2 separate regions of the Homo sapiens genome follow, and region 2 is linked to region 1. The links are chromatin loops, found by intact Hi-C in ENCODE. Cell type or tissue: endothelial cell of umbilical vein. All regions are shown on one strand. Links, peaks and the distances in the headings refer to the core of each region. The heading gives the core; the rest is flanking DNA.

Region 1 (2,854 bases), core at 355-2,854:
TATTTACATTATTCTTTTGGCTCTTGTAGGCATTTGAGTTTGTAGCCTCTCCTTAAAGTTTAGATTAATTCTCATTTGTGTATTCTTCATTTTTGGGAATTCAGCATGTTATCTCTAAGACAGCTACTGTTAGCTACACATTGAAAAGGGGTTGGGTGGGTATCTTAGACTTTCTCATGTGTTTCTCTGACTGGAGAGAAGATAGCTCTTGTTCTTCAAATATTTAACTAAAGGATTTGCTGTGGGTGTCTGCTGTTGGAGCCGTGGGTGTTAAGAGACTTTTGATTATGCAGGTTTGAATCCTGGCTCTGTTGTTAACTAGATGGATGATATTGGCCAAGTTATTAATAGCTTCTTTGAGACTCAGTTTTCACATGTGTAAAAAGGGTTTGTTTTGAAGAGTAAAGGAGATAATCTATGTAAATAATTTACCATGGTGCCTAGGACTTAGTAAGTGCTTAGATTTTAGCTTTTAGTTTAATATAAAAATACTGATAGAGGGCTTTCAAAATGTTTACTATATGTATCTTTTTTTTCTCTTTTAGCCAAATGATTTCTCAGTATCACTAAAAGCACAAGGGAAAAACAAGCATTTTAAAGTCCAACTAAAAGAGACTGTCTACTGCATTGGGCAGCGTAAATTCAGCACCATGGAAGAACTTGTAGAACATTACAAAAAGGCACCAATTTTTACAAGTGAACAAGGAGAAAAATTATATCTTGTCAAGCATTTATCATGATACTGCTGACCAGAAGTGACTGCTGTGTAGCTGTAATTTGTCATGTAATTGAAGACTGAGAAAATGTTGGGTCCAGTCGTGCTTGATTGGAAATTGTTGTTTCTAAATCTATATGAGAATTGACAATAAGTATTTTTATTATAACTCAGCCCATACATATATACTATGTATGCAGTGCATCTGCATAGAACAGTTCCTTATCCTTGGCCTTCTGTTTTATTGTTTTTTTCTTTGCTGTTTTCCCTTTGCTTCTAATATTACAGTTTTGTATTTTGTAAACAAAAATCAAATAATGCATATCAGAATCTTTATATGGAAGAAATCCTTTATTGCCTTTCCTTTGTTTCCTTGTAAAGGCACCCTGTTCTGTTATGGTTTTTCATTATATAAAATTATTATATCTATATATGACATATGCTAAAATTTCTTGGAGAGTGTTAATCTTTTCTGTGACTAAATAGCAATAATAAGTGGAAAATTAGAAATTATTTCCAGGTATTATATTTGTCACAGGCCATTGTAAATACCAAGTATATTGTGTCTGCCATAATTTTTAAAAATACATTCATTGTCTTCAGTCATACAGCAAGACACATGAGACATAGATTAGAAAACATGTTGTACAATTTTAATTTACAACTGTTGGAAATAAAAATCACTTAATTTTTTTCCAGTGCTTCTCCCTCATCTGGTTATTCAAGAAAACAAAACAGTCTCTGAGATATTTAGCTTTTCAAACTGTAAATAGATGCTCTAGTGTTATTTATTTTTTTAATCCCACTTGTATTATTTTACCTCTAGAGCATCTTGTATTAGGACATGTTATATTTATGCCAGTGGGAAATAAGTTATGGCCAAGTTTTGCAAAAACAGGAAGCAGTGAGATACTTGTTTTTTTCTCCTCACTAAATATCAGTAATTGTCAGGAATGGTATTACCTATTTTCATTTCCTCTTTTCAGCTTTAAGTTTTGTTGATTGGGACACTAAAACTGATGTATACCTGAGGAAAAAATAGAATGTGCTCATGGTTAGGGAAAATTATATTATTTTTAATTTTTTAATTTGTTTTTTAACCAAGTAGGAATTTGGGTGTATGGATAAGAGGCCAATCTGCTTCTGTAGGCTATAGAAGAAAACCAGTTGTATTTTATGGTCATAATTTGTCCCCCTATTATTCTGGAGATTTAAATTTAAGTAAAGTAGCCATCAGTATTTTAATTGAAAAATACTAAAGCCACATAACTGAGTAGGATGTCGTATGATACTTTCAACAAATTCCCTAATGCTGCCTAAGCATATGGATGTTTTAATTCTTTGCTGTTATAAATAGATATCTAATACGCCAGAATTACTGATGGTAAAATTGAAGTTGTGTAACTTGTGAATTTTTTTTATCAATGTTTTAAATATTATTTAAATCTTAAAATCATTTAAAGACTTATGTTGCCACTGGGTGGCAGCCATGGCTTCTCCCACTAAGCAACAGAAGTGACCAAATATAATTAAGACAAATTTTCATCTCTATTACATCTGCTTTTAAAACATTTTAGTTCATATTCTATTATTTTTCTAACTCAGTACTCCTTTGTTGAGGGTAATTATTAGTAGTTAAGTTTTTAATGGAAATAAAAATCATGTATGCTTATCTTTGCTGTAAAATCAAATGAATATAAATTGAGGAAAACTTTAAATTGTTGTAGGATGACTAGTAGTAAACATCATCTTAATTTTTAACATATATTTGATGATGCTTTCCTTTTCTCTGTATGTTTCTGGGTTTTCCCCCAGTCTTCCTTATGAAAAAAATGTATGTTTGTAAAAAGAGAACAATTAATGCTTTGCATCACAGACATAAACTATTCATAGTAAACTGCACTGAGCTGATATTAATAGAGCAGACTTTTGAGAAAGTAGGAGTGTAGTAGCACTGGAAACAGAATGCAAATTTCTGTTCCATAATTAGGTTTATTGTAGCTATAGCGCTCCCAGATAACCCATGTGTGCTAGTAATATCTATTGTGTGCTCTTACTATGGTATAAAAACCTCGCTGGAAGCTACTTATTTTGTACTTAAATATTTTACCAATTTTTAAAAAGTCTTAATCCAATGCT
Region 2 (2,926 bases), core at 298-2,797, 190 kb before region 1:
AATTTAAAAAGTTTGGTGTTTCTGAAACAGGATCTCACTCTGCCACCCAGACTAGAGTACAGTGGCACTATCACAGCTCACTGAAGCCTAAAAGTCCTGGGCTCAAGCGATCCGCCTCAGCTTCCCAAGTAGCTGGGACTACAGGCACACACCACCATGCCCACTAACTAAAAAAAAAAAAAATCTTTGTAGAGATGAGGTCTCACTGTGTTGTCCATGCTGGTCTCAAACTCCTGGACTCAAGCAATTCTCCCTAACTTGGCCTCCCAAGATGCTGAGATTACAGGTGTGAGCCACTGCGCCCAGCCTAATGTGACTGTCGTCAGTTAATTTTTCAGCAAACCTTCAGCAGAGGGAAAACTTCCCTTTGTTATTACATATAAAAGTTTTCCCTTCACCCCTACGATATGAAAAATAATGTAATTCTTCAGACACATGCCCATCAGAACTTTAATTCAACTCAATCTCTTAGCCAACCTGGTCCAAAAGTAGATATTTAATGTTATAAATAGAAAAAAAAATGCATTCTATAGCCTATGAAATGGGAAGACATTGAACAGGGGTTGCAATAGTTTAAAAGATTTTTATATAGTGTTGTTTTACTGGGAGCTTTAGATTGCTTTTCTTGTTTTCCTTGCAAATATACCAAATTGTGTTTCTGAAAATGCATTAGTTCTAATTAACATTTATTAACCAATAACATGAAGAACTTTGCTTTATAACCCAAAGAATGAGTTTCTGATTGTGTAGATTGCACAGTTTCTTTAAAATTTGGGCCAGACTTATGTCTTTTTCTCTCTGGATAATTTTAGCACACAAAAGATTTCAGTTATTCTATTGGCCTTACAGTTAGAGTAAGACACATTAAATCAACTTTTTTTGCGTGAGGATAATGGTGATATTTCTTACACAGAAAGGATTTTTAAAGTAAAATTTGGGCCGGGCGCGGTGGCTCATGCCTGTAATCCCAGCACTTTGGGAGGGCAAGGTGGGCAGATCACTTGAGGCCAGGAGTTTGAGACCAGCCTGGCCAACATGGTGAAACCCCATCTCTACTAAAACACAAAAATTAGCCGGGCGTGGTGGCGCACACCTGTAATCCCAGCTACTCGAGGGGCTGAGGCAGGTGGCAAGAGAATCGGTTAAACCCATGAGGCAGAGATTGCAGTGAGCCAAGATTGCGCCACTGCATTCCAGCCTGGCTGACAGAGTGAGACTCCGTCTCAAAAAAAAAAAGAAAAGTAAAATTTGATTCGTCATTCTTCCCTTTCCTTCCCCTTTTTCAGAGTTCCAAGTGCAACTGCTCGATATCTAGAGCAAAGAGAGGTCTTCTGATCAAGCTTCCTCACCCTTCATTTTTACCACCTCCACAAACCCTGTGTTTCAGGGATCATGACCACTGTCTCATCTTAATCTCCCCCAAATCAAGTATTCCTTTGCATTTTTCACTTGGTCACAAGGCATTTGTTCTTTCTTACGTTGGTAGACCTTTGCAATTATCAGAAATAATTTTCCCTTCTTTTCTACTCTTGCAATTAAGGTGTGCTGCCAATTGGTGGCAGTAATATGCCATGGTGTCCTCCCTACTGGATTTAAACCATTATTTTTCCTTTTTTTTTTTAATTTTTTTTCTTTTTGGAGACAGAGTCTCACTCTATTGCCCATGCTGGAGTGCAATGGCGCGATCTCAGCAAACTGCAACCTCCGCCTCCTGGGTTCAAGCAGTTCTCCTGCTTCAGCCTCCCGAATAGCTGAGATTACAGGTGACTGCCACCATGCCCGGCTAATTTTTGTATTTTTAGTAGAGACAGGGCTTCACCATGTTGGCCAGGCTGGTCTCAAACTCCTGACCTTAGGTGATCCGCCTGCCTCGGCCTCCCAAAGTGCTTGAATTACAGGCGTGAGCCACCGCGCCCAGCCTAAAAACACTATTCTTTCTACAACTGAGCAAGCAGCCAGGCCCAGTGACTCACACCTGTAATCACAGCACTTTAGGAGGTTGAGGCAGTCAGATCTTTTGAGGCCAGAAGTTCAAGACCAATCTGGGCAACATAGGGAGACCCCATCTGTATAAAAAATAAAAAATTAGCTGGGCAGGATGGCGCACACCTGTAGTCCCAGCTACTTGTGAGACTGAGATGGGAGGATCACTTAAGTGAGCCATGATCATGCCACTGCACTCCAGCCTGGGTGACACAGCAAGACCCTTTCTCAGATAGGCAGACAGACAGATGTATAACTAAATCAATAAATTCTGCCCCGTTCTTGGTAATAAGATGGTAAGAGGGATCCAGAATACCTTCCCTTTCAGAATCAGTAACCTGGTTATAGGCAAAACTCTATTCTCAAAAAGCAGAGGATCGGAATTGCTCAGATATTTTTTTAAAAAGAAATTTTGGCCAGGCGCGGTGGCTCACGCCTGTAATCCTTACCCAGAACTTTGAGAGGCCAAGGCGGTGCGGATCACAAGGTCAGGAGATCGAGACCGTCCTGGCTAACACGGTGAAACCCCGTCTCCACTAAAAATACAAAAAATTAGCTGGGCGTGGTGGCAGGCTCCTGTAGTCCCAAATACTTGGGAGGCTGAGGCAGGAGAATGGTGTGAACCCGGGAGGCGGAGCTTGCAGTGAGCCGAGATCATGCCACTGCACTCCGGGCTGGGTGACAGAGCGAGACTCCATCTCAAAAAAAAAAAAAAAAAAAACTCACAGGCAGAGGGCTGGAACTAGTGTGGGTAGGAGCTAAGAGTTATTATTATTTAGAGACTCAAGTGCCAGTAGAACAACCGTTTTCTTAGTCCAAGTTTCTTGATGTCCTTGGGATTCCACTTTATGGCTTATTTCAAAAGACCTGTATGAGGCCTGGACTACTTTGAGGAATCATCCTTTTTTTTTTTTTTTTAAAGTCGGAATCTTGCTGTGTTACC

The links. A loop is a pair of places that touch in the nucleus more often than their neighbours do. Peaks named below come from ENCODE experiments on the same cell type or tissue, not always from the same donor. Only the 100,000 strongest peaks of a DNase experiment are listed, where the experiment ranks them.
Region 2: a loop joins it to region 1, with 9 times the contacts of the local background. A loop is called at or near these places in 11 of 110 quality-filtered maps.

Annotation. Positions count from the first base shown.
Region 1 is chr3:136,947,714-136,950,567 of GRCh38, forward strand. It overlaps NCK1 (NCK adaptor protein 1), which reads left to right. Exons shown (of 4, transcript NM_001291999.2): 4 at 546-2,854. The coding sequence ends at 740. All of the region lies in intron 3 of IL20RB-AS1 (IL20RB antisense RNA 1), which reads right to left. Among named protein-coding and RNA genes, the nearest start is that of IL20RB, 8.8 kb to the right of the region's middle. In endothelial cell of umbilical vein, for the core only: no CTCF peak of the experiment used is centred there; DNase peaks (open chromatin) are centred at 1,598 and 2,188; H3K27ac peaks cover 255 bases.
Region 2 is chr3:136,757,124-136,760,049 of GRCh38, forward strand. No RefSeq gene overlaps it. Among named protein-coding and RNA genes, the nearest start is that of STAG1-DT, 5.9 kb to the left of the region's middle. In endothelial cell of umbilical vein, for the core only: a CTCF peak has its summit at 1,552 (motif pointing right); no DNase peak of the experiment used is centred there.